Regions from separate parts of the Homo sapiens genome. Here region 1 is linked to region 2. A link is an interaction called in ENCODE POLR2A ChIA-PET data of the cell type or tissue named here. Cell type or tissue: PC-9. All regions are shown on one strand. Each heading gives the region's core, and the rest is flanking DNA. Links, peaks and the distances in the headings are about the cores only. Region 1 holds the start of MIR548BC (microRNA 548BC). Region 2 overlaps ORMDL3 (ORMDL sphingolipid biosynthesis regulator 3).

Region 1 (2,500 bases), core at 1-2,500, 620 kb before region 2:
GCACTGGGCTGGTTCATGTGTTTTTAATTTGTAGGGATTGCTTTCATTTCTTTTTGACTTAATTTTTGTTTGAATTATGTAAAATATTTACATGGCTATTAAACGATAAAACATAATTCAGAGTTCTCCCTTTTATCTCTTTCCCTTGTGTTTTCTCACTTCCCCATATAAGTAACTATTTTTACTTATTTTATTTTTGATTGGCATTTCCATTCTTTTTGAAAATATGCAAATATGGAGATATATATATATATATATATATTAAGTCTTCTGGCCCTATAAAAGGTGTATTATACAAACTCCTCCGCAGTTTGCTTTTCTTCATTTAACAACATGTCCTGAAGATCATCCAGAGTATTATATATAGATTTTCCTCATTACTTTTATTCAACCTGTTCTCTACTAATAGACATTGGGGAGTTTCCTATCTTTTGCTATTACAAGTAATGTAGTAGCCTTGCATATACATATTATGTTTTCACCAATGCATCTTGAGGATAAGATAGATTCTGACAAAAAAGTGTTAATTACATGTCACTTTTCTAGATACCAAGTGGTCAAATTCTTATTCTTTATAACACTAAGTACTCAAAGGAAACAAAAATTAAAAGATAATTTATCTAAAGTAAATGTAGTTCTACTGGTATAAAGTAATGGTGGGGGAAGAGGTTAGTATATTTCATCTCTCACAGTAAACGTTTCCAAATCAATCTATAGGAATACTTATTAGCAGAGGCCAGGCGCGGTGGCTCATGCCTGTAATCCCAGCACTTTGGGAGGCCGAAGTGGGCGGATCACGAGGTCAGGAGATCGAGACCATCCTGGCTAACAAGGTGAAACCCCGTCTCTACTAAAAATACAAAAAATAAGCCGGGCGTGGTGGCACGTGCCTGTAGTCCCAGCTACTCGGGAGGCTGAGGCAGGAGAATTGCTTCAAGCCAGGAGGCAGAGGTTACAGTGAACCAAGGTTGCGCCACTGCAGTCCAGCCTGGGCAACAGAGCGAGACTCTGTCTCAAAAAAAAAAAAAAAAAAAAAAAAGAAATACTTATTAGTAGAGTTAATGAATAACTACCCTCTAGGTCTAATTTCTGTGACTGTAAGCCTCTTGAGGATGAAGAATTAAGCTTAATTTCCTTCAGATCATGACCAACACAGACACAGCACATTTAGTGAATCATTTTCATTTAATAACTGTTCTCAGGACTGATTATCATAAGCTGTTTAGTCCTCTGTTTAAGATTTTAATCTTTTCACTGAATTATGTTTACTGTGGCTTTTAACTGGTAGCTACTAGTATCTAGAAATATAAATAATCCCAGTAATATGTATTATTAGTATCCCTACTGTATGTACACTGACTACAATTATTAAAAGTTTCACCTTAAATTGTATCAAAGATAGAATTCCAAAACAAGTTTCTTATTCTATTTCTACTTTGATGTTGCTTTCTCTTCTAAAAATATCTTTCCTCTACAAAACCAAGATAAAATTTGCTCAATAGAGTTAATGGCCTGAATTTAAGGTTGTATCAGCCAGACATAAGGGGTTATGACTTATCCTCCAAAAACATAAAATACTTACGCGTCTGTTGTCTTTGTACACCCATTTAGATTCAGTACTTCAATGTTCCTGCAGTTTTGTGCAAAGGTTCTTTGTAGGAAAGAAAGTAAGAGGTTTCAAATGAAATAGGCCAAATTCCAGTCATTAAAAAAGTAATAAAATATATTATTATTGGTAATATTGATTGTTGATATCTGTGATACTGTGATATAAAGGAAAAACATGTATTTGGTCTTCATCTTCGGTTCTTGGCATACCATCCCTAAAATCTTTGTAATTTCCTGAGTGATAGTATCTTTTGTTACAGGTTGGTGAGAAGTAATCGCGGTTTTTGCCATTACTGCTCATGGCAAAAACTGTGATTACTTTTGCACCAACCTAATATAATATTTGGTCTTCAATTATGTCTACGATCAAGGAAACTCTGTAAAAACCCCTAAATGATAGGGATCAGAGAGCTTCTGGGTTGGTGAATGTAACCACGTGCCAGGAAGGTAGTACACCCCAACTCCACAGGACAGAAGCTCCTGTGCCTGGGACCCTTCTAGACTCTGCCTTATACACCTCTTCATATTCCTTCTACCTCAGCCTCCCTAAATGCTGTGATTACAGGTGTGAGCCATTAAGCCTGGCCATGATTTTTCTTTTGAGATGGAATCTCTCTCTGTCACCCAGGCTGGAGTATAGTGGTGTGATCTCAGCTCACTGCAGCCTCCACCTCCCAGGTTCAAGTGATTCTCCTGCCTCAGCCTCCTGAGTAGCTGGAATTACAGGCACGCACCACCATGCCCAACTAAGTTTTTGTATTTTTAGTAGAGACAGGGTTTCACCATGTTGGTCAGGCTGGTCTTGAACGCCTGACCTCAAGTGATCCACCCACATCAGCCTTTCAAAGTGCTGAGATTACAGGCTTGGGCTATCACACCTGGCTTAAATGAA
Region 2 (7,469 bases), core at 2,314-4,813:
ACTCAGCTTGCCTGCACCCAGCCTTGTTGCTCATATAAAGCCCGTTTCGTGGACTCTCTTCACATGGACGCACGTGACATGAGGTCAAGGAAGAGCCAAAGGTTCCAGGACAATCAGTACCTGGAATGATTTGCCTGCCTTACTTCTAGAACGTGAGGCAGCCATGACTCAGTAAAGAGGGCTAAACATCACAGATCCCAGATTCTCCTCTGCCCCTCATGGTACCCATCTGGAGGAAAAAAGTAGCAGCTATTGCCCCAAATAGAGAAAGTGAGACCCATTTTCTACATCTCCCACAGCAGAGTTGCCCCCTTGTTCCAAGGGGCCCAAGGGATGGAAAGGCAGGCCCACCATGCCCCAGCCAGACTAGCCCCAACGTTGATGAACAGAGGAACCAGGGAGGAATGACGGGCACGGTTGCCAGACTTCACATTACTAACCTCAACTGGTCGTTTCTTCCCTTGGCTCTGATTCTTGGGCTCCCTGCCTTGCTGTATTCTGCAAGGCAATTGGATGGGTGCCTCCCTACCAACAATTTCCCAATGAGGTGGTGGTAAATTGGCCTCAGAAGAAACAAAAGCTTCCTGGGATCCACTTCCCCATCCTACCTTTGGCCACCTTCCCCTATATCCCTTCTGCCCAGCACAGGCACTTATCCACTCACTGCTTCCTCCTCTGTCTCTGGCCCCATCATGGTGGTTGACTCTCAGTTCACTACCAACCTGGGAATTCTAGGTGTCTGGAAAGACAGTACCCGGGAACCACAGGCCCATCTCAAGTGGTACCCACCTCCTCTCTGACCTCAGCTGTTCACCAGAAATGGAAGTTGTGAGAATCCCCACAGATCTCTGCACAGTTCCTGGCCTCTGAATCTCAGGAAGCTAAAATAATGAAACTGAAAGTTGTCCAGGTGTGGAACTTCCTGGACGGGTGGGTAGGGCTGGGTGCCCCACCTCCCAAGCCTTTAGATAAGCCACCTTATAACTGAGCTGGAGGCAGATTAAGGCCAGAACCCCCCTTTTTTTTTTTTTTTTGAGACGGAGTCTTGCTCTATCGCCGAGGCTGGAGTGCAATGGCGCAATCTCGGCTCACTGCAAGCTCCGCCTCCCAAGTTCACGCCATTCTCCTGCCTCAGCCTCCCGAGTAGCTGGGACTACAGGTGCCTGCCACCACGCCCAGCTAATTTTTTTGTGTGTGTTTTTTAGTAGAGACGGGGTTTCACCGTGTTAGCCAGGATGGTCTCAATCTCCTGACCTTGTGACCCACCCACCTCGGCCTCTCAAAGTGCTGGGATTACAGGTGTGAGCCACCATGCCCGGCCAGAACCCCTTCTTCTTCTTGTACCTAAGGAGTGGGTAGGAGATCCTGGTATGTATTCTAGGTGAGTGTGGGCCAGACAATGGTGCACACCGTGGCGCCCTGGGCCATGCAATCCAGTGTGTTTGGAATAGAGAAATGGAATATGAGTAGGTATCAAGTGCCAGCAGGCAATGGCTGTGTCTGTGCCAGGGACATGAGGACCATAACCCAGCAGAACCAGCTGCCCAAATGCCATGCGACGGTCAACACTGAAGACCCAGGACAACAGCAGCTAACACCTGGAGGCAACAGGGTGGGCCTGTAAGGAGCACTCAGCCTCCCTCCCCATCTCGTGCTCCCGTGTACACTCTCAAGGAGATGCTGGTCTTCCTTATCTGGATGCCATCTGGCTTCTCCACCTACCTCCTTCTCCAGGGAGAGGCCTCTGACCTCACCCATGTCCTCTCTCAGAGATAACCACCCCGGTGAGCCCAGCCTGTCTTCCAGCCTCTGCATGCCTCAGTTCTGAAAGAACATTTGAAGGGATGACAGGCCAGGCGTGGTGGTTCATGCCTGTAATCCCAACACTTTCAGAGGCCGAAGCAGGCAGATCACTTGAGGCCAGGAGTTCAAGACCAGCCTGGCCAACATGGCGAAACCCCGTCTCTACCAAAAAAAAAAAAAAAAAAAAAATTAGCCAGATGTTTTGGCACACACCTGTAATCCCAGCTACTCAGGAGGCTGAGGCATGAGAATTGCTTGAACCTGGGAGGCGGAGGTTGCAGTGAGCCAAGATGGTGCCACTGCACTCCAGCCTGGGCAACAGAGCAAGACTCAGTCTCAAAAAAATAAATAAATAAATAAATAAATAGACGACAGTGGTGGTAGTAACAATTACAATTATAATAATATGGCTACCATATATTGAGTATTTACTATATGCCAGGCACTGTGCTAATGCTCACAACAGCCCTAAGAGGCATTATCTTTACACAACAGTGGAATAAACTGAAGCTCAGAGAAGTTGACACAGCAACATGGCTAATAAGTGGCAAAGCTGGGATTTGAACCCAGATCGTTGTTGATGTTCTCCAGCACCTCACCCTGACTATACTCTTGCAGGCTGGTGAAAGCAACCAGGGCACCCCTACTCCCAGGAGTGAAAGCAGTGGCTATATTTCTCTTTCCAATACTGTGTGGGCTCTACTCGGACAGGGGTGGTGGCTGGACTTGGGCAAATATCCCACACTCCCTGACACTCACTCCAAGGGTGCTGTGATGGTGGACCGGGGCTAGAGACCCCAGGCTGCTGGGGACAGCTCCTCCCTTCTACCTGGGACTTTGTGCCTCTCCTGGGAATAGCAGCTGATACTCCCCAGAACACGCTGGAAGGTCAGTGCCCTCGTGAGATAAGGATTCCTTGCTATAGGACTCCTCTCTCTCCTAGCCATGTTGGCCTCAGAAAGTCCCCAGAACCTCTTCCCCTGCCACTCAGGCTTATGGTGGGAGGAGGAAGTATGAAAAGTCCCCTCCACTGAAAGGCCAGAAGGAAACGCAGCGCTCCCAAGGGAGAGGTGACTGGGGAAAGGCCTTGGGGAGAGAAGTGAGAAACTGGAGAAGGGCTGGGGATTCACTGGGAAGGACTGAGCACCACTTGGGACCCTGGCTCCACGTGTAAACCATTGCTGGAGTGTCCCCCTCCTTGGCCATGGCACAGGTCACCCCAGCCTCTGGGGCCAAGGCGCAAGACCTGTCGGAGAACAGCCAGGCAAAAGCACAGAGAATTTTGCTCTCTGACTACCGCTGCCGCCGCCAGTTCCCTCACAGCCCCCTTGGGGGATTTCCCTGCTGAAGCCAGCAGAAAGCCCAGCAGTCCCAGCGCCCCTCCTGCCACCGTCAGAGCTGCACTGATGCCCCACCAGCACCTCAGCGGGAGCCGCTGCCCACACCCCTGCCCCCTCCCCTCAGCCTTCCAGGAAGCGAAGGCCAGACACAGGGAAACAGAAACATGTTGCCCTTTTATTTGCGTTTCTCAGAATACTGTACAAAGGGAGTAAAAATCCTATTCACACTTTGCTTAGAAAGATTTTAAGGTGAAAGTTCCCTATGATACACGGGGTGGGAGATGCAGGGTCAGGAGGGAGAAAACAGGCCCAGTGACCTCTCCCGTTCCCTTGGACCCCTGGAAGAGGACACAGGGACCCACACCTTTTCAAAATTAACACTGCCCCTAGTCCAACTGGGGAGGGGAGAAGGCTCCAGCCCAGGCTCAGGCTCCCGGCCTCACTTTCTTCTCTGCAGGCTGAGACAGTGCCTACAGGCCACGTCTTGCCCCTTCCTCTGTGCTGCTTGAGCAGGGATCCTACAGGACTCTCACCACAGACCCCACATGGGGTGGCCTCACAACGCCACATGTGGCTGCCACATGAGAGGCCCTGCCCAGTGCCAGTCTGTATGAGGAAGTTAAGGGGTGAGGGCCTGCAGAGGACCACAGCACCCATCGTTTCTGTCACAGCTTCCCCATACCCCCGCAGGAGTCAGGGCCAAGTTGGACCTGTGCTTACAATGACTCACGGGCCTTTTCCCCACCTGTCTACCCAACAGCCAACCCAGGAGTTAAACCCACAGCAGCCTCCCTCCCCTATTACTATCACATTCTGTGGGTAAATTAACCCTCCAAGCCTGCTTCCCTCCCTGCCCACATCCCAAAGGAGATTGGGTCTAGCTTCTGTCCCTACCCCTCCCTCCCTTACACCAGTCCTCTGCTGCTATGTGGCCCCATTCTTCTAAGTCTCGACTCACTAGCTCTCCTACAGCTCCCCAACCTCCACCAGGCCAGGATGGCAGCAGCCCTGGCCCCCTCACCTCTGGAACCAAGCCATCTACACTCTACCCCATCTTTCCCCAACCTGACCCTCCCCACTCCCAACCAGGACCCACGGTGGGTTGCAGAGAAGCTGCCAAAAGCCTGGGACTTGGATTAGACAGCTCCCTACCCAGAAAGGCAAAGACCCATCCCACACTTGCTTCCATACACAAAAGCACACACTGCGTGGCATCGAAAAAACCTAGGAATCACAGTGAAACAATCCAGAAGCCGTACCGCCCTCTGCTCCCTATGCAGGGGTTAAAGTGCTTTGGCTGCCTGAGGGCAAACAAGTGAGCAGGGGTTTTTCCCCTGGCCTCCTGTCGCAACTGCGTGGTCCATGTTCAGCCCAGGAGCCCAGCCCATTCCATGACCAACTCCATGGAGTCTCTATTCAAAAAGCAAAAGGAAAAGATCAAAAAATTCAGAAAAGGTCAGAGCCCAGGGGGCCTACCCCAACCCCACTACAAGCTACTCCAAGTTGGCTACTGGGGGAAGCGAGGGGGGAAATTAGGCCAGAGGCTCAACCCCCATCTCTGGCAGTGTCCAGAGGCTTCTTCTTTCTGTCTTCAGTGTTGCAGCACATGCCTTTTACCCTACCCCTCCCCTGCCACCCTGGGCAGGGGAAGGGGCTGCACTCTCAGTACTTATTGATTCCAAAAATCCGGACTCCGTGGAGCTGGGGCAGCTTGGGGATAAGCACGCTCATCAGGGACACGGTGTTGAGCACAAAATGGATCTGGTCGTACTTAGTGTAGAAGCTGGTGAGGAAGTACCTGGGAGGGGAAGGGTGGGGAGAGATATAAAAGACTGTTGGGAGGACCCCTTCCTCCCTCACTTCCTGGGAGGGGAAAGGCAGAATCCCAACAGCTAAGGAGTTACAGAAGAGGTTCCCAGACCAGCGTAAGAAGCAAGAGCTCTCAGGCTAAAGGGGCCCCTCCTGGCCCAGTACCGCCCCCACCTCCCAGCTTCACCCCAAGCCTGTAGGCCTATCTCACTAGCAGGAAGGAAGCTCCAATGGAGGAAAGATGGGGCCAGGGAGGCCCAAAGCCTGAGTCCAGTGTAAGACCCAGGAATATTCCAACTTCCTCTGTTCATCCCTACACCAGGAGCCACGGCAGGGTTAATAAGCATGGCTGGGCCCTGGGGTCCTCCAGGCCTTGCCCTGCCTGCTGGTGTCTTCCTGTAGCCCAGGCACTCACAGCACGATGGGTGTGATGGTCAAGAACTTCCGAGAGGCCGTGAACTGGACCCCATAATCCATCTGCTCCCAGTGGGTTAGCAGCCTCGCCTTGCCCTGGTCCGGGGTCTCAAAGGGTGTCCCCTTCACCGTGTGCAGGAAGATATACATGCCCTGGAGGAAGAAGTCTTTGTTAGAGGATACAAAAGGGAAAGGCCCCCCTGCCCAGCTCCTCCACCCAGTCACAGACACAAGTAACTCCCAGTGATCTGGAGCCTCCCTCTGCTGGGCAGGGGGATATGGGCTGGAGGTCAGGATGGAGCAGCTGGGAGTATGGCAGGAGAAGAACAAGGGGACTCCCTGGGGGACGGGCTAGGCCTGGCATGAGAATGCACGGTGGAAGTTGGCCACAAGATAGGCACCGAGATGCTGCCCCCCTCCAGGCCACTCATAGCCCCCTGTGCCTGTTGGGAGGAGGCAAGCGATGGGACTAAGCCCTGCTTACCCGACAAAGAGTGCAAGGTAGCAAGTGGTGAGGGAGCAGAGAAGGGCAAAAGTGGAAGACGGTTCGAGAAGCTAACTTGAGAAAGGGGCATTTCTGTATCAGCCTAGGCACCAGGACTCTCGGGTCCTGGGAACTCTCTGGAGCCCTTTGTTCAGCTCTCAGGAGCACATCTTCCAGGCCAACAGCCACCCCACCCTAGAGATGTGGAAAAATCTGCAGATTTGATTCCTGTCATGGTACACAGGGCAGGAACCCAGAAGGGGGAGCAAGGCAGAGAGGTAAGGGCTAGGCCTGGGCTCTGGAGGCAGATGTCGTCAGTACATCACCCTGACACCTGGGCCAGGCCCGACAGGCTCCTCCTATCCCTCAGCCCTGCCAAAGGGCAGCCCACAGGGCAGGGGCAGGGGCAGGGGCAGGCAGCAGACAGGCTCTCACCATGTTGTGAATGAGGTTGGTGAGGGTCCAGACGACAGGGACACTCACAAACGGGATGCTCAGCAGCACGATGTGGAGGAGACCGATGGCCAGCACGTAGGAGAGCCAGATGCCACGGCTGTTCATCACCCGCGTGTTGGGGTTCACCTCGCTGTGCGCTGTGCCCACATTCATCCTGCTGCCCCTCTCTGCTGTTCTGCAAACAAGCAGCACAGGTCAGACAGGTCACACTGCTTTCCCTGCCCCCTCTCACCCTCGGATCCCGCTGGGAGGCAGGCCCTTGTTTCCCTGAGAACTCCAGGCAGTTCCACTCTTTTGATTCTGAAGCATGGAAAGTGGAGAAAGTCCATGTGGACTTAGCTCTACTCATTTCCTGCTGCTGGGCTGGGATAAACAACAGGCTGCCCCATGCATCATCCCATTGGGACAGGGCCCTGGCAGGGCATCGGAGGACAGGTCATCAAGAGGCACGCAGCCCCAGGGCAGAGAAGTCAAGGCCCATCCCCCAGCCTCACCCCCTATGGCACTCCCATGAGGACCCTCTGCCGACAAAGCCCCAGGGAGAGAATTCTCACTCAGCACAACCCCTGCTGGACTGTGTCTCACTGAAGGCCTAATGTGGGACATCTGCTCTTAAGCTCTTCCCATCAGGAGGGAAAGGAAGTGAGGCCTGTGGGTACAGGCAGCAGTGGATGAACTATTTTGAGGTCACTGCATCCACTCACCTCCTCTGATTTTTTCAATTCTGGATCTCCCCAAACCCCAACTTAGGAGGACTGATCAGGTAGAAAGAGGGAAGTGGGGAGGGAGGAAGGGAGGAAGAAAGGAGAAAACAACAGACTAGGGACAACCTTTGCCCAGACCTAGAAGGCACCCCTCCTGGGTGACACAAAACAACCCATCCGGATGTTTTCTCCATTTGGCAGCCACTCAGGCCAACCCTTGTGATGCTACCCACTCCACTGCCAAACCACCAGGGCCCTTTTCCCCACAAGAGAGGCGAGGATAGAGAACGTGGCCAACACCTGTAACTCCCATAGAGAGCTGGAATCCACCTCAACATATGTCTCCTAAGGGCACAGACTCGAACCTGTGGCCTCCCTCCTGCCCCCGTTCTTCTCTGTCCTGCCCATCCTCACCTCAGTCTCCCCTCTCAGCACCTGTTTCCAGGTGTATATTAGCAC

The links. Peaks named below come from ENCODE experiments on the same cell type or tissue, not always from the same donor. Only the 100,000 strongest peaks of a DNase experiment are listed, where the experiment ranks them.
Region 1: POLR2A ChIA-PET joins it to region 2 with 38 read pairs; 2 of 35 experiments call an interaction of 5 or more read pairs at or near these places.

The regions. Positions count from the first base shown.
Region 1 is chr17:39,295,545-39,298,044 of GRCh38, forward strand. FBXL20 (F-box and leucine rich repeat protein 20) reads right to left here. Exons shown (of 15, transcript NM_032875.3): 6 at 1,583-1,651. It overlaps MIR548BC (microRNA 548BC), which reads left to right and starts at 1,856; the gene lies at 1,856-1,965. In PC-9, for the core only: no CTCF peak of the experiment used is centred there; no DNase peak of the experiment used is centred there.
Region 2 is chr17:39,917,745-39,925,213 of GRCh38, forward strand. ORMDL3 (ORMDL sphingolipid biosynthesis regulator 3) reads right to left here. Exons shown (of 4, transcript NM_139280.4): 2 at 6,286-6,481; 3 at 5,368-5,519; 4 at 3,299-4,941. The coding sequence starts at 6,459. The coding sequence ends at 4,806. It overlaps GSDMB (gasdermin B), which reads right to left and starts at 891. Exons shown (of 11, transcript NM_001165958.2): 1 at 790-891. RefSeq lists promoters at 1-120, 1-79, 803-1,165, a cis regulatory region at 1,144-1,157 and enhancers at 5,587-6,373, 6,374-7,159. In PC-9, for the core only: no CTCF peak of the experiment used is centred there; no DNase peak of the experiment used is centred there.